Linked DNA regions of Homo sapiens: regions 1 and 2 are each linked to region 3. A link is a loop called in an ENCODE intact Hi-C map of the cell type or tissue named here. Cell type or tissue: endothelial cell of umbilical vein. All regions are shown on one strand.

The links. A loop is a pair of places that touch in the nucleus more often than their neighbours do. Peaks named below come from ENCODE experiments on the same cell type or tissue, not always from the same donor. Only the 100,000 strongest peaks of a DNase experiment are listed, where the experiment ranks them.
Region 1: it touches region 3 in a loop (2.3-fold over the local background); 3 of 110 quality-filtered maps call a loop at or near these places.
Region 2: a loop joins it to region 3, with 4 times the contacts of the local background. A loop is called at or near these places in 5 of 110 quality-filtered maps.

Annotation. Positions count from the first base shown.
Region 1 is chr7:125,420,138-125,428,137 of GRCh38, forward strand. No RefSeq gene overlaps it. Among named protein-coding and RNA genes, the nearest start is that of LINC02830, 270 kb to the left of the region's middle. In endothelial cell of umbilical vein, no CTCF peak of the experiment used is centred here; DNase peaks (open chromatin) are centred at 3,794 and 4,784; H3K27ac peaks cover 1,431 bases.
Region 2 is chr7:125,133,750-125,141,749 of GRCh38, forward strand. POT1-AS1 (POT1 antisense RNA 1) reads left to right here. Exons shown (of 8, transcript NR_125719.1): 7 at 4,824-4,910. Among named protein-coding and RNA genes, the nearest start is that of LINC02830, 16 kb to the right of the region's middle. RefSeq lists an enhancer at 1,162-1,661. In endothelial cell of umbilical vein, no CTCF peak of the experiment used is centred here; a DNase peak (open chromatin) is centred at 3,572; H3K27ac peaks cover 1,872 bases.
Region 3 is chr7:125,055,880-125,063,879 of GRCh38, forward strand. All of the region lies in intron 3 of POT1-AS1 (POT1 antisense RNA 1), which reads left to right. Among named protein-coding and RNA genes, the nearest start is that of LINC02830, 94 kb to the right of the region's middle. In endothelial cell of umbilical vein, a CTCF peak has its summit at 4,164 (motif pointing right); a DNase peak (open chromatin) is centred at 6,332; H3K27ac peaks cover 2,145 bases.

The DNA of each region.
Region 1 (8,000 bases), 360 kb after region 3:
TTTAAGAAAATTTAAATTATATCAAGCACCCTCTCAGACAACAGTGGAATAAATCTGGAAATCGTCTCGAAAAGGAACCTTAAAACCATGCAAATAAATGGAAATTAAAGAATCTGCTCCTGAATGATCATTGGGTCAAAATGAAATCAAGATGGAAATTAAAAAATTATTTGAACTGAATGACAACAGTGACAAAATCTATCATAACTACTGGGATAAGACAAAGGTGCTGCTAAGAGGAAAGTTGATAGCCCTAAACACCTACATCAAAAAGTCTGAAAGAGTACAAACAGACAATCTAAGATCATACCTCAAGGAACTAGATAAGCAAGAACAAATAAAACCCAAACCCGTCAGAAGAAAGGAAATTACCAAGATCAGAGCAGAACTAAATGAAATTGAAACAAACAAACAAAAATACAAGATAAATGAAACAAAAAGCTGGTTCTTTGAAAAAAATAAATAAAATTGATAGCCCATTACCAAGATTAACTAAGAAAAGAAGAGATAAAACCCAAATAAACTCATTTGGAAACAAAATGGGAGATATTACAACTGACATCACAGAAATACAAAAGATCATTAAAGGCTACTGTGGACACTTTTAAATACATAAACTAGAAAACCTAGAGGAGATGAATAAATTACTGGAAAAATACAACCCTCCTAGCTTAAATCAGGAAGAATTAAATGCCCCGAACAGACCCAAAACAAGCAGCAAGATTGAAATGGTAATTTAAAAATTTCCAACAAAAAAGTCCAGGTCCAGATGGATTCACAGCAGATTTCTACCAGACGTTTAAAGAAGAATTGGTACCAATCCTATTGACACTATTCCACATGATAGAGAAAGAGGGAACCCTCTCTAAATCATTCTATGAAGCCAGTATCACCCTAATACCACAACCAGAAAGGACATCACAAACAAACAAACAAAAATCCTACAGACCAATATTCCTGGTGAACATAGATGCTAACATCCTTAACAAAATACTAGCTAACCAAATCCAGCAACATATCAGAAAGATAATTCACCATAATCGAGTGGGTTTCATACCAGGATTCAGGGATGATTTAACATATGCAAGTCATTAAATATGATATACCACACAAACAGAATTAAAAACAAAAATCACATGATCATCTCAATAGCTGCAGAAAAAGCATACGTTCAACAAAATCTGGCATCCCTTTATGATTAAAACTCTCAGCAAAATTGGCACAGAAGGGATATGCCTCAATGTAGTAAAAGCCATCTAAGACAAACTTACAGCCAACATATACTGAACGCGGAAAAGTTGAAAGCATTCCCTCTGAGAACTGGAACAAGACAAGAATGCCTACTCTCACCACTCCTCTTCAACATAGTACTGGAAGTCCTGGCCAGAACAATCAGACAAGAGAAAGAAATTAAGGGCATCCAAATCAAGAAAGAGGAAGTCAAATTTCCTCTGTTCACTGATGACATGATTGTTTACCTAGACAGCCCTAAAGACTTCTTCAGAAAGCTCCTAGAATTGATAAAAGAATTCAGCGAAGTTTCCAGATACAAAATTAATATACATTATTCAGTAGCTCTTCTATACACAAACAGTGACCAAGCTGAGACTCAAATCAAGCACTCAACCCCTTTTATAATAGCTGCAAAAAAATTAAAATACTTATGAATATACCTAACCAAGGAGGTGAAAAACCTCTACAGGTAAAATGACAAAACCTTGCTGAAAGAAATCCTAGATGACACAGACAAATGCAAACACATCTCATGCTCATGGATGGGTAGAATCAATATTGTGAAAATGACCTTACTACCAAAAGCAATCTATAAATTCAATGCAATTCCCATCAAAATATCACCTTCATTCTTCGGAGAATTAGAAAAAGCAATCCTAAAATACATATGTGACCAAAAAAGAGCCCACATAGCTAAAGCAAGGCTAAGCAAAAAGAACAAATCTGGATTACCTGATTTCAAACTATACTATAAGGCCATAGTCACCAAAACAGCATGGTACTTGTATAAAAATAGGCCCAAAAATCAATGGAACAGAATAGAGAACCCAGAAATAAATCCAAATACTTAGAGCCAACTGATCCTTAACAAAGCAAACAAAAACATAAAGTGAGGAAAGGACACCCTATTTAACAAAGGGTGCTGGGATAATTGGCAAGCCACATGCAGGAGAATGAAACTGGATCTTCATATCTCACCTCATACAAAAATCAGCTCAAGATGGATCAAGGAATTAAATCTAAGACCTGAAACTATAAAAACTATAAAACTATAAAAATCCTAGAAGATAACATTAGAAAAATCCCTCTAGACGTTGGCTTAGGCAAGTATTTCATGACTAAGAACCCAAAAGCAAATGTAATAAAAACAAAAATAATAGCTGGGACTTAAAGGAAAGAGCTTTTGCACAGCAAAAGGAACAGTCAGCAGAGTAAACCGACAACCCACAGAGTGGGAGAAAATCTTTACAATATATACATCTGACTAAGGACTAATATCAAGAATCTACAACAAACTCAAACAAATTAGGAAGAAAAAAACAACCTCATTAAAAAGTGTGCTAAAGACATGAATACATAATTCTCAGAAGAAGATTATACAAATGGCCAACAAACATATGAAAAAATATGCAACATCACTAATGATCAGGGAAATGCAATTCAAAACCACAATGCAATACCACCTTACTCCTGCAAAATGTCCATAATAAAAAACTAAAAAAAAAAAAATAAATGTTGGTGTGGATATGATGAACAGGGAACACTTCTATACTGCTGGTGGGAATGTAAGCTAGTAAAACCACTATGGAAAACAGTATGGAGATTCTGTAAAGAACAAAAAGTGGAACTACCATTTGATCCAGCAATCCCACTATTGGGTATCTACCCAGAGGAAAATAAGTTACTATACAAAAAAGATATTTATACATGCATGTTTATAGCAGTACAATTCACAATTACAAAAATGTGGAACCAACCCAAATGCTCATCAATCAACGAGTTGATAAAGAAACTGTGGTGTATAGATACAATTGAATACTACTCTGCCATAAAAAGGAATGAATTAATAGCATTCACAGTGACCTGGATGAGATTGGAGACTATTATTCTAAGCGAAGTAGCTTAGGAATGGAAAACCAAACATTGTATGTTCTCATTCATAAGTGGGAGCTAAGCTATGAGGATGCAAAGATTTAAGAATGATACAATGGACTTTGGGGACTCGGGGAAAGGGTGGGAAGGGTGTGAGGGTTAAAAGACACAAATAGGGTTCAGTGTATACTGCTTGGGTGAAGGGTCCACCAAAACTTCACAAATCACCACTAAAGAACTTACTCATGTAACCCAACATCATCTGTTCCCTAGTAACATATGGAAATAAAAAAAAATCTAGTAAAAAAAGGTTAAAATTCATATGGCACCACAAAAGACTCTGAATAACCAAGAAACTGGGAGAAAGAAAAAAAATACAGTGAGCTACCTTAGGTTGAGGGGCTATGAGAAAGACCAGGGCAGCAAGAAGTATGTATTGCATAAAGTTTTCATCCAAGTCTTTCTTCCCAGTGATTCTCAGCAAGCTTATGTTTCTCTGAGTCCAGAATCCTAAGAAAATTCTGTCAAAAAAAATTGGGAACATGAGAAAAAGCATTACAATTATCTTGAAATAATTAAAGCTTTACAGTCAACATAGAGAAATTACTGATTTGAAGGAAACCACTATGACACATTGAAAGCAAGAGCAGGAAATGTTGACATCCAGAATCAAAGGTTAAGTAGACATTTCTGAGAACAGCATAGAAACACTTAGGTTAGAATCTGTCACAATCTGACCAATCAATCTTGCTTATTGCTGCTTCAGTGCTATGCATGTTCATGACTCACCCTTGGCAGAAAACAGGGTCATGAACATGCATACCAATAAAATGGATATTAGTTTGTATATGTACTATAATTTATACAAATCTTATAACAGTGTTTCAAGAAGTAAGATGCTTGGGGGGTAAAATAATTTTAACCTTGCTAAAACATCTCACTGTTCATATTTGAAAACTAGCCAATGATATTTACTGTTGTTTTCTAGTTTTTGAAACTTTGCTATAGGCTGAAAATCTTTTTAAATATTATTAAACAATATTTTCAAACTAGTAGGCATATTAAGATCTATATTTTGAGTGAAAAGTACGAGGAATATTTGAAGTAGTTTATGAACAAACTGTAATTTAGGGAATTCTTTTATTTTTCATTCCCAAGTCCCAAAGATTAATACCTGATGGGAGTGTGGCAAAACTCACATGTATTTCAAGTAATCCCTACTGTTTTCTCTACCTTACCTCAATGTGCCTTTTCTTTCATTTTCACAAACAGCATTCAATTGTTGATTTTCCATCATCACTGAACTTACTTTTCATCCCTGGCTACTTTTCTGTTTGCCTGTTGGTTGAGTTTTTCCTATGATCACTAACATTGATCTCTTTCCACAAGACACTAACACTGTTTTCAACGGTGAAGCAAAAGGATTTTCTGTTCCAGGCATATATTTGCTTACATACCTAGAAGTTTCTGTTATTAAGCTGTTTTAGAGGCCTCTTGAAGTTGCTAAGAATGCACTGCTTTATGCTATATAAACCACTTTATTTTTGTTCTTGTTTCACGTTGGCTGTTACAGGCACTGGCATTTTGCTGTAAGAATAAACATGATCATTCATTTTCTTTCTGTTGAAATTCGATGATTCTCTTATGACTAGAACCTTCCACCTTAGGGGAAGGCTTGCTGTGTCATGTCCTGAAATGCCAGAGTTCATAGCTTTCTATTGTTTGGGTCCTTACTCTGGAACATTCCCTTTCATTATTTTGGAAAAATAATGAGCAACATCTTTTTGTAATACCTCCAAACGGACTAAATGTTTGCAAGCCATTTTTTTTTTGTTGAAATTGGAACATTTAATAAACTCTCCAGAAAAAAAGCCCACTAACAATTGTTTGATAAATCTGATCATGTATTGAACAGAAGAATACCAATGACAAAGTTGGTGCCCCTTTTTAACCCATAAAATATGAAATAGCAACACAAACACATGTGTTCAGGTTATTGCATGTTGGAATCCAAAAAGCTTGTTCATGTGCATTATCTTACTTCATTCTTGGTGGGGAACAGTGTGAACTCAGAGGTGGTACTATAATAATCCCTAATTTTCAGATGTGAAACAGAAGCTCAGGAAGTTGAAATAATTTGTTCAACTTCATACAACAGGTTAATAGCAGTGATGAGACTCTAGTTAATTTATTTATTGCAGTCTAATATTTAATGACTTGACCATGTGTATTAGCATTTAATAGCACCATTCTAGGCACTGGAAATACAAACATAAATAAGATGGAATTTCTAGTCTCATGTAATCTTAGTTGGTATTTTTTTTTTTTAAATACGTGTATTGCATTTCTTCTTGGACTGAGCAGTCATGATCAAACAATATGATTTGGGGAAATAACAGTTGAGTGAAACACAAGATGCTATCACACTGTGGTTTCTCTGGACCACAGTATGTGATGATCAAGGGGATCCTGGATCTGGGGAGCCAGCCTGAGGCATGTGATGGCTGCATCACACTCAGCCAGTCCTGATGCCTCCATTATAGTGGTTCTCATTCTATTAGAAGAAATTTGTCAGGTCACTCACGATTCTTTTTTTTTTTATTTGACAGGGTCTCACTCTGTTGCCCAGGCTGGAGTGCAGTGGCATGATCTTAGTTCATTGCAGTCTCCACCTCCCGGGCTCAAGCCATCCTCCCACCTCAGCCTCCCAAGTAGCTGGGATTACAGGAGCGTGCCACCACACCTGGCTACCTTTTTTTTTAAGAGAAGGGGTTTTGCCATGTTGCTTAAGCTGGATTAATGATTCTTATGATTTTTACCTTCCCTCTAGATCTCAAGTGTTTTTTCTTGAGCTGTTTTATTATTAATGGATTGACTGATTTGTATAGCTTTCCCACCTAATTGATTTTTGCTGTGTATGTGAGTGTCAGCTGTTTGAAATTATGTCCTAAGTCAGACAGAAACCTATGAAGCTTTAATGAGGCTCATGGCCTAATGTTGTTCAATACTGTCATAAATATTGGTTATTTTACCGCTATACTCTCTTTAAATATAAAACAAACTGACACCTTTATTCAAATCATCCCCTGACTTACAGCCTAGGGCAAAGACATTTTCTGTGATACACAAATATCTAGGATTTCTCAATCAGTTTATAAGGCAGATGCATGATGGATTTAGACAAAACCAACATTTGGCAATTGAATTATCCCATTTGAATGAAAACAGTACGGTGTTTTATATTAGTTGCTTTTGGTTTTGTCACTAATATAAACCTTTGAAAAGTAAACTGTGACTACATAAATGTGGGCTTACCATGAATAGATTTGTGTTTGTGCTATAAATTGTCCTTTCTGGGATGTTTTTGAATTACCAAGTTTTATATGTGCAATCATCTTTGCAAATTAAAGTGTAGGTTTCTTTAATCAGCTTGTGAAATATTTTATTTTTGTTTTTCCAATACTATCTTACTCATAGAAAGGAACAAAATAAATATATCTGAATTATATTATTTAAAATGCTTAAATGAGAGAATAAGAAAAGGTAGTAAAGGCTCTTCTTAGAAGCTATTTCTGAGTGTTTGTGGTATGTGTAGATCTCTACAAGACATAAAATAATACATCAGGTATACATAAAAAGTAAAATTTTTATATCAGTATAAGTTCTGGGGTGGTTTATGCTTATACTGGGAAGGTTAATTGTATAATGGAAATATGTATTTTCCAGCACTGAAATACAGATTCAAAGCCCAAGTTGAGCCCATATTGTGAAATTGTGACCCTTTTTTTATGTGAGGTTGGCAGCTGTGAATTTATTGTTTCAGACACAAAATGTACTCTGGGTACAGGGCCTATTTATCCACAACATAAACTGAAAACATCAACCAGGAATGCTACAGCAAGTATTTTCAATAACTGCTATTTAGAAAGTCAACTACCACTGTCCCTACAATGCAGTCCTTATCTGTGCTAGTCTTTCTTCATTTATCCTGTTTCATTTCCATTGATCTCCTTCTTTTCCAGTCTACTTATTAATCTTCCTCAAAAAGCAATTACATTAAAAAAGCAAAAAGGTAAATAAATGAAGCAAGACTCATATTCCTATTGACTCATCTCAATATTTAGATTCTGGATGATTAAATCCAGATGTTGTTAAGTTTTTTTTTTTAAAAAAGGAGTTGACCAGGAGTTGGAAAACTGATTATGGCCTCATTGCCTCAAGAAATTAGCTCTTTGACTTGGGAAGAACACTTTTTATTTATGGATCCCATTTCATCATGTTTTGGTATATAAATCTTCTTTCCAGTTCTAAATCTATCATTCTGTAACTCAAAATATCTCAGTCCTCCTCTCTCTGTTTCCATAAGAAAAAAATGTTGACAGGGCCCTGAATCGTTCAGGAAATAGATGGCACTCTCAAAAAAGATAATGAGACAGCCTCAAGGGGCTACTTACAAATATGTGAGCAAAGAAAACCAAAAAACGATGTTGATGCATTCTAGAACTAACTCCAATTTGAAGCCATTATCACACTTAGGCTTGACTAATGATAAACACTAAGGTAAAGAGAAAGAGCAGTTATCAGAGCCTGCAAAGAAAGAGCTTTGGAGAGGGCTGCTCAGCAGGAGCTATGGGCTTCAGTGGAAGTTTGCAGATACTGCCAACTGAAGACTAGTTGAGGGAATACCTCCTTACCTCTCTTTCCTCCCAGTTTGAAATTTCCTGTCAGTTGGTCCTATTGGTTAAACTTAAAAGGAATTAGAAGGCAAGGCATTCCAGTTGATATAGTCTGTACAGGTCAATTTTGTGGGGCATTGAGTGGGGTGGAGAGTAGATTTGGAGTAACTTACAAAGAAAATTCAGCTCAGGGTTATCCTACTAAAAGATGGAAGAGAA
Region 2 (8,000 bases), 78 kb after region 3:
GGATGAAGCAAGAAAGCAAGATCTATAAAGCAGCCCTCACCAGACACCAAATCTGCTGGCACCATGATCTTGGACTTTCAAGCCTCCAGAACTGAGAGAACTACATATCTCTTGTTTGTAAATTACCCAGTCTAAAGTATTTTGTTATAGCAGCCCAAATGGACTAAGAAACTGGTACTGAGAAGTGAGGGTGTTGATAAATATATGCATATATATACCTAAAAATGTGGAGGTGGCTTTGGAACTGGGTAATTGATAAAGGTTGGAAGAGTTTTGGAGTGCATGCTAGAGAAAGCCTATATTGATGTGAACAGGCTGTAAAGGGCAAATCTGGTGGGGGCTCAGAACCAAAAGAAAGTTGTAGAGAAACCCTCAGTATTCTAGACATTACCTAAGAGGTAGTGAACAGAATACTGGTAAAAATATGAACAGTAAAGGCTATTCTGATAAGGTTTCAGATGGAAATGTGGAACAAATTATTGGAAACTGAAGGAAAGGCAATTATTGTTTTAAAGTTGCAAATAATTTGGCTGATTGTGTTTGTGTCCTGGTGTTTTGTGGAAGGAGAAACTTGAGTGATGAAATAGGATATTTGGCAGAAGAAAGATCTAAGCAAAATGTTGAGGGAGCAGCTTGGCTTCTCTTAACTGCTTATAGTAAAATGCTAGAAGAGAGAGGTAATTTAAGGACATAACTTATAAGCGAAAGGAAAGCAGAACTTAAAGATTTGGAAAATTCTCAGCCTTCTCAGACTGTCTTGTAAGAAATGAGAAAGAATGTTTGGAAGAGTACACCAACGGTGTGGATAAAGAAATCAGTATTGATCATCCCGGTGCTATTCATTAAGACAATTGAAAAGTTATCCTGAAGGCATTTTGGAGATCTTTAGGGCTGCCATTCTCATCACAGAGTCAAAGTTCCAAAACGTTGAGAACAGAATGGTTTCAAAGGAGGGACACAGAGTGCCTGTGGGACCTCAGGGCTCACTGCCAAGCATTGACTAAAGTCTCTGCTCCCTGAATTCAGGTGCAGTGCTCCCTGCCCAACCACCCCAGGTGTGGCTCCAGTGGGCCCAAGGTGTGGCATGAGCCAGAGTAGCTGTCCCTTTGGAGGAAGAGGTGATAAAACTTGGCCACATCCACATGGTGCCAACTCTTCCAGTGTACATAGTGCAAGAGCTGTGGGGGTATATTTGCCTCCACCTAGATTTCAAAGAATGCCCTAGAGAGCCTCAGGACCCAGACAGAGACTATCTACAGGGGTAGACTTACTGCAGAGCTCCCCTACTAGGACAGTGTCTAATGGTGCTGTAGGAGCAAGGTCACCACAGAGAACCCCTACTTTGACAATATCTAGTGGAGCAGTGGGAAGTGGAGCTGCCTCCAAAACTCCAAAATAGTAGTGCATGCAACTTAGCCTGGAAGAGCCACATGCACCTGACAGCAACCTGGCAAACCAAGGAATGGGACTGCCTGGAGTCTTAGGGACCAAACCCTGCTCCAATTTATCTGGAAAGCAAGACATAAAGAGAAGATATATTCTCAAGTTTTAAGATTTAATGTTATTTGCTTTGCTGGATTTTGGACCTACTTGAGATCTATTACTCTTTTCTTCTCTTCTATTTCTCCCTTTTGGGAGTATCTATCCTACTCCTATGTATTCCATGTATCTAATCTCATGTATTCCATACATGGGAATGTCTATCCTAGGCCTGTCCATTGTCTCACAATTATATTTTGGAAGCACATAACTTATTTGATTTCATGGGTTCCCGCTGGAGAACAAATTGTGTCAGGATGGATCATACCTTAAGTCCCACACAAATCTGATTTAGATGATATTTAGATAAAACTCTGGACTTTAGACTTTGGATTTAATGTTGAAATGAGTTAAGATGTTGGGGTGATGGGATGGAATAAATGTATTTTGCATGTGAGAAGGACATGAACTTGGGATGTTCAATTATGGAATTGCTGTAGTCTGAATGTGTCCTCTCAAATTCATATGTTAAAACCTAATCCCCAATGTGGTAGTAAGAGATAAGGCCTTTGGGAGATGATTAGGTCATGAGGACTCTGCCATCATTAATAGGATTAGTGCCCTTATAAAAGATGCCTGACAGAGTTTGTTCAACCTTTCTTCTTCTACCACGTGAGGATGCAGCAAGAAGGCACTATCTCTGAAACAGTGTTTACCAGATACTGAATCTGCTGGTGCTTTGATCTTGGACTTCCCAGCCTCCAGACCTGGGAGCAATCAATTTCTATCATTGATAAATTACCTAGTCTAAGGTACTTTATGTTAGCAGCATGAATGAACCAAGACACCGCTTGCCTGCCTTTTCCACTGATGTATCCCAGTTCCTGAAACAGTGCTTAACACATAAGTAGTACTCAATAAATTGATATGTAAATTAATGAAAGATTGAATGAATGAGTAAATGTCATTATCTTTGGCAGAAGGGGTTTAGCATATTAACCTATCCATGGCCTATATTTTGAGGCTTCAGTTTTCTCTTTAAGATAATTGTTTCTTATTCATGTCAAGTAATATTAATTGTTGTGGTGGGAACACTTAATCACATTATCAGTAGCCTTCTCTCCTATGGGCAAAAATAAGTACTTTCCTTCTTTGTGTCTTCTCATGTTTTCAGGCTGTACTATCATGGGTTTTCTGACATTAGAAATCTCAGGGAATCTTACCACATAGCTGCTTACTGGCAGGGAAAATTTGTCAATACACCCCAACAGGGGATACTCTGTAAGAACCATAAGCACCTAGCATTCTTGTCCTCAGGTGACTAATTCCTGAATTGTGCATGAAAGAGTGTTAAATCACTCCAAACAAAGGAACTCTGTTTAGCTAGGAATCTTGTGTGTTCCATAATTAAAGCTTCTTTCGTAAGTCTTTTTTTCTATGTGATTTCTATCCAATATTTACTACAAAAGAAAAAATGCTTAGAAAATGAATACAACAAATCTGAATGGTCTTCCCCTTGTTGTAAAAATAGATCTTTATTATTTTGCCATTTCCTTTCAGGAATTTTTTTTTTACACTGAAAATGAAATAGTAAGAGATGAATAAGCCTAATAGATATTGGGAAAAGGAGGTAAAACATTTTCTGGGATGAGTGACTTTATTGCTTTACTATATATTGTTTAGAAGAATGTATACATTCTACTCCTCTGGACAGGGAGAGAACAATGCTGTGACTCATGCATATTTTTCCTAATATCTCTCTCTAACAAATGCTTGTTTGTTTGTTTGATGAACTTTGCGGAGAGCTTTTGATAATAAGGTTAAGAATTAAGACATCATCATACAGTGGTGCACAGATGGGCTTCAGCTGATACTTCAGAAAAATAATATCTTCATCCTCCAGCTATTTTTCCATAAATCCAGGCCACCTTTCTGTTTTACAAATAACTTACTTTTAATGCTACTGCTACTTTTTGCCATGATTACAAATTGTCCTACTATTCCTGTCCTCTGAGTAATTGTATAAATAAAAAGTACAAGGTGAAGCAACTGAAATCTCATAAGGGCAATAGTTTTCCCAGATCAAACATGCTGAGTTTTTTAAGGGTCACTTTAAGTTTCTGGCAAGCTTCTTTACATTGCACCATCACGAGTCTGAAAATGAATTAGCTGCTGCATTGAGTCACCTCAGGAAATTAAGTTTCTGTGTTTGTGCTATCTCTGGGACTTGAGCAGTAGGTTTCATTTTAGTTAGAAGGAAACTATACTACCAGAAATAAGGTTCTCCCTACCATTTTTTTACCCCAGAGCTATTTCAGGTGAACAAAAATAATAAACCAGGAAAGAAAATAAAACTACCAATATCAACCAAGGCTATAAAGAAATTAGAGGAAATTATCAAATTGGTCAGCAAGACTGAAAACAAAATGTTTGAACGTTGTCCAGTCTCAATTTTGTGTATGTATGAATGTGTGTGTGTATGTGTATGTGTGTGTACTGAATATCTCTATCATACATGCAAATTTGATTTTTGAAAGTGGCAGAATCACCAAAAATCTTTATAATTTGTGTTTAGAAATTCCACTTTAGACTGTCCTACTCTTTTCCAAATCTCTATCAACCCACACCCTTAGCTGTGTGGCATCTTTTTAACATGTGGAAAAACTTTTAATTCTGCTCTTGTACTTCAGGATTAAAATGCAAAAACATATTGATTTAGGCCAAAATAATAATATAAAGTAGTGTATATTAACATTAAAAACACATAAGGATAAAGGATTTCACATGTGTTTGATGGCAATTATATGATGAATATATTAACAGTAGTGTTTTCTTATTTTGTCCTGATGATATTAAGATGAGAGGTTAAGTAACTTTTCTAAGATTGCGGAGTCAGAATTGTTGGAATAGGAAATCAAAGCTAGATCTATTGCACTACAATGGCCCTGGGCCTTATATTATTACTTTGTTTCGCATGGATAGAAAATATGGATTAGCTGTTGGAGGAAGAAGAGAGAAGATTACTGAACTAAAGTTAAGCTTTTGATGCTTTACAATTTTAAATAAATGTTGTTATTCACTGAAGCTATAATTACATATTGTAGGCAAATTTTGGATATTTTAAGAAGTCTTAGGAACTCTTTAAAATATTGTATATATATAATTGATTATGGATATGTTGATATATATGATATATATCAACATATAAAATATGATATATATCATCACATAAAATCTGATATATATCATATATCATCAATGATATAGATATCATTTATTTAAAATAACTGTGGGTATGTGATCCATTGAGAGATAAAGTTTTTAAACTGTAATTTGTCTTTCAGATTTTAATGCAACTTGTTACACAAGATGAACCCAAACATATTTGACTTTTTATTTTCAGAAAAGCTTAATACATAGTTTTGAATATGGTAAGTGCTCAATAGTTCGCTCTTTTTTTCACCAACTATTGCCCTTGCACACACATACATTTTCATATATTATTTTAATAATTTATTTAGTAGGGTGTTTATATACATATATGCATTTTTCTACCCTGTTGTAATATTTTTCTCCACTAGTGTGTCTATACCTGATCTCAGAGATCAGGTTGTATCCTTTTCATTGATGCTTCCTTACTCATTTTATTTTCCTTTTGAATCCTCATCATACTTGTCATTACTGGTTTAACATCCATCTTTTTTGCAAAAAGTCATTTCCTTGAAAGCAAGGCCATGACTATCTTGTTCACTGATATATCATCAGCCTCTAACAAAATGAGGATAGATAGTAGGAATTTAAGAAGTATTTAATGAATTGAATTTGTATTGAAATTCAGTATTTCCCTTGTAGAATGTAACTGTCCCTGGGATGAGTGACATTAAGTTATGTTCAATTAAAACTATACATTTTCTCTCTCTTTTTTTTTTTTTTTTTTTTTTGAGACGGAGTCTCGCTCTGTCGCCCAGGTCGGACTGCGGACTGCAGTGGCGCAATCTCGGCTCACTGCAAGCTCCGCTTCCCGGGTTCACGCCATTCTCCTGCCTCAGCCTCCCGAGTAGCTGGGACTACAGGCGCCCGCCACCGCGCCCGGCTAATTTTTTGTATTTTTAGTAGAGACGGGGTTTCACCATGTTGGCCAGTCTGGTTTCAAACTCTTGACCTCAGGTGATCCGCCCACCTCGGCCTCCCAAAGTGCTGGGATTACAGGTGTGAGCCACCGCACCCGGCCCATATTTTCAAACAATATCCTAGAAGCCAGTGGTGAACGAGTAAGTGATCTATAAATGATATAAAGATGTTTCAGAAAGTAAGTTGCTGAAATTTCAGTTGTGCTTAGGACTAACTTGTGCTTATAATGCTATTTATTATCTTGGAAAATATTTTTGAGCACCACATATCTTCCAAGCATTCTGTTAATGGTAAGGATTGAGAGAAAAATAAGATAGACTAATTAATGGATTGAACTCTTCAGGAAGATTGGAAAACCTCTGTGAAGATGCATATTACTTAGACCAGAGGTTTCCACATTTTGGATTATGTATATTCACGGAATATTTAGAAAAAGTCTGGGTCTCTTTACGTATTTAAAAATTGCCATTAAGATTTTGTCATATGTTTTAAAAAATAAATAATGTGATTTAAGGCATATTTTAAATGTTATCTCTTAAAAAAATTACCTAGAACCTTTACCTTTTAAATTTCAGTAGAATCGAAATACCACAGCACTTAAATTTTTTTATTTTATTTTATTTTATTTTATTTTATTTTATTTTAAGTTCCGGGATACATGTGCAGGACATGTACCATGGTGGTTTGCTGCACCTATCAACTTATCCCCTAAGTATTAAGCCCCGCATGTGTTAGCTATTTATCCTGATGCTCTTCCTCCACCTCCCCGCTATGACAGGCCCCAGTGTGTGTTATTTCCCTCCTTGTGTTCATGTGTTCTCATTGTTCAGCTCCCACTTATAAGAGAGGACAGGCAGTGTTTGGTTTTCTGTTCCTGCATTCATTTGCTGAGGGTAATGGCTTCCAGCTCCATCCATGTCCCTGCAAAGGACATGATCTGATTTATTCTTATGGCTGCATAATATTCCATGGTGTATATGTATCACATTTTCTTTATCCAGTCTGTCATTGATGGGCATTTGGGTTGATTCCATGTCTTTGCTATTGTGAATAATGCTGCAATAAAAATATGCATGCATGTATCTTTGTAATAGAATGATTTATATTCCTTTGGGTATATACCCAGTAATGGGATTACCACAGCACTTTTATATGCACAACTAGCCATTTAAAAATTCTTTAGCAAACTCTTCTTTCAATACAAATGTTAAATAATGTCTTTCATTTCTTAAATTTTATTGACATTTCATTTGCCTTAGATAATTTTATAAGAAAGTAATATACATTTATATATTTTTTGAGTTAAGATCTCACTATGTTGCACAGGCTAGAGTGCGGTGGCATGATCATGGCTCACTGCAGCCTCAACCTCCCAGGCTCAAGCAGTCCTCCCATCTCAGCCTCCCAAGTAGCTGAGACCACAGGCACACACCACCACAACCAGCTAATTTTTAAATTTTTTATAGAGATGGGTTCTTACTGTATTTCCAGGATGGTCTAGAACTCCTGGGATAAAGCAATGCTTTCATCTCAGCCTCATTAAGTGCTAGGATTACATTATGTTCTATGAACCCAAGATTCTGAGTGCTAAAATGTTTCTCCTAGACTGAGTTATATTTGTAATTATAATTAATACACAATTGATCAAAGTAACATATATAAAACATGATAAGTATAAATGTATAAAATAAAAATTTTTAAATTTATGTGTATAATATAAAGTACAATTTTTGTTATAAATGCAACTATTAATTTTTAAAAGGGACTATATTTTTCACGTAGTTCATTCATATGCTCAAAAATAATTTTTTCTTGGCCATAATTAAAAAATAAAAAACATAATAAATGTTAGCATGAATGTGATAAAAAAGGAACACTTTTACACTGCTGGTGGAAATGTAAATTAGTACATCCACTGTGCAAAACAGTAGGGAGATCCCTCAAAGAACTAAAAGTAGAGCTACCATTCCCCAAAGTAGAACTACTGGCAATCCCATTACTGGGTATCTACCCAAAGGAAAAGAAGTCATTATATGAAGAAGACAAATGTACATGCATGTTTATGGCAGCACAATTTACAATAGCAAAAATATGGACCCAGTCTGAATGCCCATCAATCAAAGAGTGGATAAAGAAAATGGGGTATATATACACCATAGAATACTACTCAGCCGTAAAACAGAATGGTAATAGTGGCTTTTGCAGTAACTTGGATGGAGTTGGGGGTCATTATTTTAAGTGAAGTAACTCAGGAATTGAAAACCAAATATTGTATGTTTTCACTTATAAGTGGGAACTAAGCTATGAGGATGCAAAAGCATAAAAATAATATAATGGACTTTGGGGATTTGTGGGGAAGGGAAGGAGGGGAATGAGAGATAAAAGACTAT
Region 3 (8,000 bases):
AGTCTTCCAACACTGCTGTAGAGAATGCAGAATTCAGGATAGAGCGGATGTGTTTTTGACCCTATCCAAGGGGATTTATTACTGGCAATACTAGGAGGATCTCATTGTACCAAGGCTTCATTTATAATAAAGTCCCACGGCATGGATCCTGTGGATAACATTACAGTATAGTTTCAGGTTTCTGGGAAAGAGCAGAGCAATTAGATATAGAAGAAAGAGTCACTTTTAACATGGTGTTTGGTTATGCACAGTAATTTCTTGTTAGAAAAGTCAATTGAGCTCAGCTATTTTGAGTATATTACAGGTACTTGATAAATAATGGTTCCACATTAACAACTATGAGGTGTATCAGGCTGTAGCATATTTAGAATTCTGCTTCTGAGAGAGGCAAGAAGGTAGTGTTATAAGATTTTTCAATTATTTTCCTTGCTGCAATCTCAGAAGATTAGCCTTCTACTCTAAAAATATTCACTTACTTTCATTATGCAGGTATCATTCATAAATCTGAGTTGTCCTTGTGTTTTTATTAACTTACATTTTAATTTTACTTTGGCCTCCAATACCTCTTGTCTCCATCCACTGAAGTGCAAAGTGCTACTTTTTTTTTTATATTATGGGACATTACTTCATTTAATCGTTATTAGATAGTCCTGAAATTCTTTGAGCCTGAGTTTCTTCATTTGAAATGTCATAATAATGACTAGCTATATTTTCAAAATAGAATAGATTACAGCACATACAATTTTCTAGCACAGAAGAGGTGCTATTCTCTTTCAGCATCTATTTCCTCTGTGTCACTTTCACTGTTTTATACAATTTAATTATATTCCCCTTCAAACTTATTTTTTAGAGATTAATGAAGCTCATGTCCTCATATGAAAATTTCTGCAAATTCTTGATTTTAGCTACTTCTTGTCCTTTCTTCAAACTTTATGTTGTCTTTCTTCAGGCATGCCATCAGAATTGCACTCAAGTCTGGCTTTTTAATCAACTCCTCTGATGTTTTCTATCTCAAAGGGAAAGCAAAATCATATTAAAACTGGAGCAAATAATGACTTGCTCACTATTACTGTGTCTCTTACCATGCAAGAATTGAGGTTTGATGGGAACAGTATCTGTGATGTTCATGGCTATATCTTCTTAGTCATCAGTATTATTCTCACCTGTACTGTGGCAGATAGGTACAAAGGGGTGACACAAAGATGCATTGGGCCAAATGTCCCAGTGGTCTTAAGCAGTCATTGTTGGTGAAGGCTTGACATTAGTGTTAAGTTTGATTGAACAACATATTAAAATTACTTACTTCCACTAAGATAATAAGAAAGCCTGTTCAAATATATGGTGCATATATTTATTCCTTTATAACGTATCTTAAATCCTTCCTTTTGCTTTCCATCCCTAGTGACAACAGTCTTGGGTATACATGTTTTTTTTTTTTTATTTGATGCATGAATTACAAAATTTGTTTTCTAACTAGCTTTCATTTCTCTAGTCCTACTCCCTTTTACTAATTGTATATACATCACTGTATTAATTTTCATAAAATACAATTGTTCCCTTATGCTGCTTCCATGCTCATACATCCTTGTCAGTTTCTTCCGGATTTCAGCACAGTTTTCAAGAATTTTTACTCAGTGGCAGATGGAAAGGAACTGGAAGATCCTGAGAGCAAAGAATTAAACAGCTCTCCTCAAATCCCATCCTGTATCTTTAAAATTCAAATTAATTTTTTATACCTTTCCCTTTTTTCCAAAAATTTGATTTTAGTCTGACAAAGACTCTATCCTAGAACAAAGTTTATTCAGGCTTTTCTGAGCCTGCTTTTGAACTGGGTACTGTCTTTGGCTTGCTTAGCCCAATTTTGGCAGTAATCCTTTTCATGTCTCCTTTCAGTAATTTTCCACCCACTGACGACCTCCCTCTTCTTATTGGTTTTAAGTCCCCAGCTGTCTTTGCTGTATTTGCAATTGAGCCCTATCTCTCCCTTATTGTGATAGTCATGACACTTATCAGTCATATTGCATAAAATCTCCCTTACCATTTTAGCAAGCGTCAGAATAATTTTTATTTAACAGCGGGGAGTGCCAATCATGTTAACCCACACCCTGGGAGAGAGGAGTTGAATATAACACGGGTTTGACCAGTCACAGTGTTTTTCTCAACTGCAGTTCTCTTAGTGAAGTAATATGGGTGTGAGCCCTAAGCCACTCAGTACCATGTCCTGCTACCACAATATAGAGAAGGTGATATTAGATAATGAAGATGTCACGTGGACAGAAACAGGGTCGAAGACCAGCTGCTCTCAAGTCCTTGTTTACAGTTCTCCTTAAGGTCAGCTCTACTTGTGCCCTACCTGGTTGTGTAAGCCAATAATTTGCCTTTTCTTTTTCTTAAATACACTCAACAAGGTTTCAGTTTCTTAAAGCTAAAATATTTTGACAGACATATTCACTCAAATGATACTTTTCATCTACCCTCTTTTATTATTTATCTATAATCTTAATTCCTTGATTACATTATGTATAGTTATGCCTTGTGTAAACCCACAGAACTTAGGCTTTTAATAAATATTTACTAATTTCTCTAATTTTTCCATATGCTTTGAAATTAAGAAATTACACAATTTGTAACTTTTGGAAATTTAATGTTCTAATCCATCCATCCATTCATTTTCCATGAGATCATAATGTGTGTATTACTCTGTTCATTTTCTTTAATTCTTTATTTTACTGAACAATATCTTGTGAGCATCGTGTCAACTAATAACAACATTTTATCACATAAATACTGCAACTTATATAATCCTCTATTTTAAATTATCTAGATTGTTTCCAAAGATTCCCTATGCAAAACACAACCAAATAAAACAAACTCAAATTTTTAGGTTTTCTTATTAGCACATTTCTTATATGCTTTGTTATTTTCTGAGGATATATACATTTTGGATATATACATTTTTTAAAAAGTCTTTTTCTGAGGGGATATTTTGCTAAGTAACTCTTCAGAAATATTGTTCAAATTTATACTTCTAAAAGGATTAATTAACCAATCTTTAATTTTTTCTGAAAAACCGAAACTGTTGTTTTTGTTGTTTATAGTTAATTGCATAAGTGTTTTTTGGATTTTTAAATTAAACTTGTTCTTTGTTTAATTTTTATTCCTTCACGTATAAAATTGTGTTTATCTCATTTATGTGTCATTCTATTGTAGCTATCTTTTTCATTTATTTAATTTTTTTTTTTTTTTGAGACGGAGTCTCTGTCGCCCAGGCTGGAGTTCAGTGGCGCGATCTTGGCTCACTGCAAGCTCCGCCTCCCGGGTTCACGCCATTCTCCTGCCTCAGCCTCCCAAGTAGCTGGGACTACAGACGCCCGCTGCCACGCCCGGCTAATTTTTGTATTATTTAGTACAGACGGGGTTTCACCATGTTGTCCAGGCTGGTCTCAAACTCCTGACTTCGTGATCCGCCCGCCTTGGCCTCCCAAAGTGCTAGGATTACAGGCGTGAGCCGCTGCGCCCGGCGCTATCTTTTTCTAATTGATTTATTAGAACTACTGACATTAAGGAGGTTAGCATTTGTCATTGACGATGATTATAATGATATTTTGGAGTTATTAGCCCTTTTACTTTTTCTTTCATATATACTGAAAACTTTTGTTAAATTTTGTTTGCATTTAACTTTTAATGAGATGTATTTAGAAAATTCATCCATTTTGATCATCATTTTTCTATTACTGTTAATGTTGGCCAGTTCCTATATTTTGGGTCTTATTCATAGAATTTCTACTTGAAATACAGTGGAAGAAATAGTTCTACTTTTTAAAATGATTAACCAAATATATTTTGTTTTTTATAAATGCATGTAATATATATATTTACATTTAAAGTTCTAGATTATCTATAAAGACATATATTATACAAAGCTTTGTCTTACAATTTTGTTTAATTGAATATATGCCATGCGGTAGCAATTTGACAGTGTTTAAACTTCCCGGAAAAGGTTAGAAGTCAAGGTTAATGAGTAGCAAATTAATGTAATATTAAAATGTTAAGAAAGCCCTGTAGAAAGCCATTCTATACATTTGTTATGAACGATCAATTTTTCATTAAATTCTTTAAGTGATTTCAATACGTTTTTGGTACAAAACCAACTGCTTTTCTTAATATTTGCCAGAAGATGGTGCTATATTAATAAAGTATAATCTTTTCAGTGTTCTAGGAAATACAGATAAATATTGTTGAAGTATTAAAATAAAAGCAGCTCCTAAGGCTTGACAAATAACTGTCTAATGATATGCTCATTTTATATGCCTATATCTTAAAAAGAAAAGTTTGTTATGCATTTGGAGGTGAAAGGAATAAAAAGTATCATTTTTTGCTCATATTTTTATTGTTTTTTTCTTTTCAAGTCATAAGACAATTTGGGTATAAAAAAAGCTGCTCATTAGTGGTTTTTAAAACTAGAGCTACCTAACAAATTTGAAATAATTTTAAAGTCATATGCTCACACAAAACATACACATACACACCAATAACTTCTGTGCTGGGTCTGAAAAAAATGGAACAAAAGAAAACAAAACCAAAACTTAAAATTGTGATGATTCCATGTAACTAGCCACAAAATAGCTTGTATATTTATTTTTTTTAATATTTAAAAATAGTCAGTTAACATTCATCCCAGAGGCATGTTTACATTGCATTTTATTTACAGCAAGACACAGTCTTTCATCAGAAGTCCTGCAAGCATCCCTTCAACCACTGATTTAATGTCATTAAATATAGATGTCTTTTAAAAGGCAGTTAATTTAGTATAAGGGGAAATGCCTCAATGCATGCTAATAATGGGACTTTGTTCAGCATAAAAAATGAAACTTAATAAACACCTTTCCTTCTACATTGCCCTGGCTCCAGAATTTTCTAATGAGTAGCAACAGGAGCTCAGCAACCACTAAGGCCTGTTAACCTGACTGTAATTGTGTCTAATAAGTAGACAGACCAGAATATTCATCAAAAGTTCAATTGAGGTATTCAGTATTACCTTACCAATTCTTACTAATGACTGGGAAACAAATTATGTGTTTTGAACTTGTTCATGAAGCAATGGTTTAGATTCTGTGGGGAAGAAAGAACCATGGACATAGTATAAAACTTTACTAATGAGCAGAAATAGCATTGGTACATATGTTACTTTGTTTTATTTTTGATGTGATCCTTTCAGTGCCTTCCAAATCTATACAAATACATAGTTGAGCAACAGTTCACTCTTTTTTTTTCTTTTACTTTAAGTTCTGAGATACATGTGCAGAATGTGCAGGTTTGTTACATAGGTATACATGTGCCACAGTGGTTTGCTGCACCCGTCAACCCGTCATCTAGGTTTTAAGCCCCGCATACATTAGGTATTTGTCCTAATGCTCTCCCTCCCCTTGCCCTCCACCTCCCTGGCAGGCCCTGGTGTGTGATGTTCCCCTCCTTTTGTCCATATGTTCTCATTGTGCAGCTCCCACTTATGAGTGAGAACATGTGGTGTTTGGTTTTCTGTTCCTGTGTTAGTTTGCTGATAACGATGGTTTCCAGCTTCATCCATGTCCCTGCAAAGGACACGAACTCATACTTTTTTATGGCTGCACAGTCTTTTCTTTATAGTACATAGCTGGATCGTTACTCATTATGTTTATTGAGTTCCTTCTATGGGCAGAATATCTGTAAAGTATTCAGAACTAAAGGAGGCTTTTAAAAGTAAATAGAAAGCAATGCTTTTGAGAAATAGCCACTTAATTAGTGAGATTGAATCAACATATTCAGGCAAGCAGTAGCAAAAAAAAAAAAACCCCACATTTTATAGAACTAAGTAATATAATGTAAAATAATTGTGGGATGGATTAGTGCCTGTTTGATTTCTGATCAATGCTTTTGTTAGAATGTTTTTTTAAGAAAAGCCTAAATATGCTGTTTAAGACTGATAAAAATCTTACCATGTAGATACTATTATCCTTACTTTTTGATAAATGAAGAAACTAAATCCTGCAGAGGTTGACTAATCTACCCACTCACACAGCTAATAGGCCATGGGACAGGATTTGGATTTAGATCCATTCTGTCTCCAGAGCCTGAGCACTCTCCACTATGCCAAACAGAACTCCAAAACCCTTTCAAGACACACCTGGCTCCAAGCTTGAGCTCACACTCATTTTGTTTGTCTCCTAAAGTGAAATTTTAGGTTGCCTGTCTTGACTCTCTTCAGATAAAAATCCCTCAGAAAATTTTTTAGAGTCAGAGTTGAGATTGATTTCTGTGATTCATTTGTCACTGTGAAAAGAGATTAGGGCTGAAAGAAAGTGACTCATATGATGGCTCATGTTCACTGCAGCATGACTGGCAGCTTCTAGAACAGAAAAACAGACTTCTCCTTTTCTTTGGGGAGTAAGCAGCACGGGGAAATTTTATTCAGTAAAGCTGATGACAATTTTCCTTTAAATTGGACACGAATTCTCCTAGGAACACTGCATAGTAATATTCCTATGCCCATAAAATTTCAAGATAATCTTTTCGAAAAAGAAGTACATTCGTTTTTTTGACAACTGTTTACATTATTTTTTATCTCATCGAATAATTTCTACAAAATTATATTACACTAGGCTTTTAGAAAAGAGAATTTGCTCTCTAAAGACTCTGAAAACAGAACAATGAAATATCCCTTCCCTTAATTCGACCCATTCCTTCTAGTATTACTAATTAAATAAGTTAGTTCTCAATTGTCCTCAGATTGTATATGTGATTTGAAATTTCTTTAGAATTTACTAGTTTGTTAATTATTTCTAAATGGATATATTATTATTAGAAAGTGTCTTATTTATTTTATCTAGACTAGTTTTGATTCCTAGTTTCTAACAGATGAAGCCAAAACCAGTTTGGGGTAATAATTCATGATTACTCTAGAAACTATATCTAAGTCATTGACCAAACTATCTGTTAATCAAGTTATAGTTAAGAAATGCAGAGGCTTTTCAAGTTATGAATAAATCTGTATTGAAAGACAGTAACTCTGAGGAGTTGAAACAAAACTTTGGAGTCAGATAAAACTGAGCACAAATCACAGTGATAAGTTAGATGTTACTTAAATTCCCTCAGCTTTGTTTTCTTCTGATCAGTTTCTCTAAAGATTTTTTTAAAAAATTAAATGGGATTACATATGTGTGTGGGGGGGTATTGTATCTACATTATTTAGCTTACTATTTGGTACTTAGTAAGTGCTCAAATGGTAACTTGTTGTTTTATTTTTTTTTCTTTTGATGTTTTTCAAGTCTTCATCCTCAGTCCTTTCATTAAAGATGTGCTCAGTTTCTTATATTACGTAGAGAATGGCCAATTATCTATTGTCAGGATAATGCTGTCTAACAAACAACTAAAACATTCAGTGACATACAGCAATAGATGTTTTTGCTTACCAGTCCTTGATTTGGTGACCTAGTCTTGGCAGAACGCATTTCTATTGCTGGGAACAGGATTCTTTAGGACTATTTCATTTGGGTCATCTTGTCTCTGATTCGCATGTTCTCTCAACCTTCAGCTAATCCATCCTGGACTGGTTCTCTTCCAAGAAAGAGTATGAGGAAGTGGGCAAGGTTATTGAGGCTGAGGTTTGGATGGCCAAATTCTCTACCTCATGAAGGAAGAAGCTGAAAAGTCACAGGACGAAAGATGTGGACAGAGAAAAAGGTAGAGAATTGGGGCTATTTTTACAATTAAACTTCCATAAATATAAGAAGATGAGGTGGGACTTCTTGAAGAAGATGTTTTATTAGGGTTCTTCAGAGAGACAGAACTAATAATATATATTGTGACCTTATATATTGTTTATATCTTATATATTATTGGTTCTGTCTCTCTGGAGAACCCTGTTTAATAGAACATTTCTTTGAAGAAGTCCCTTTTTCTTAGCCACCTCATTTTACAGATAGACAGGTAGAGATAGAGATGTAGGAGAGGGGATTTATTAG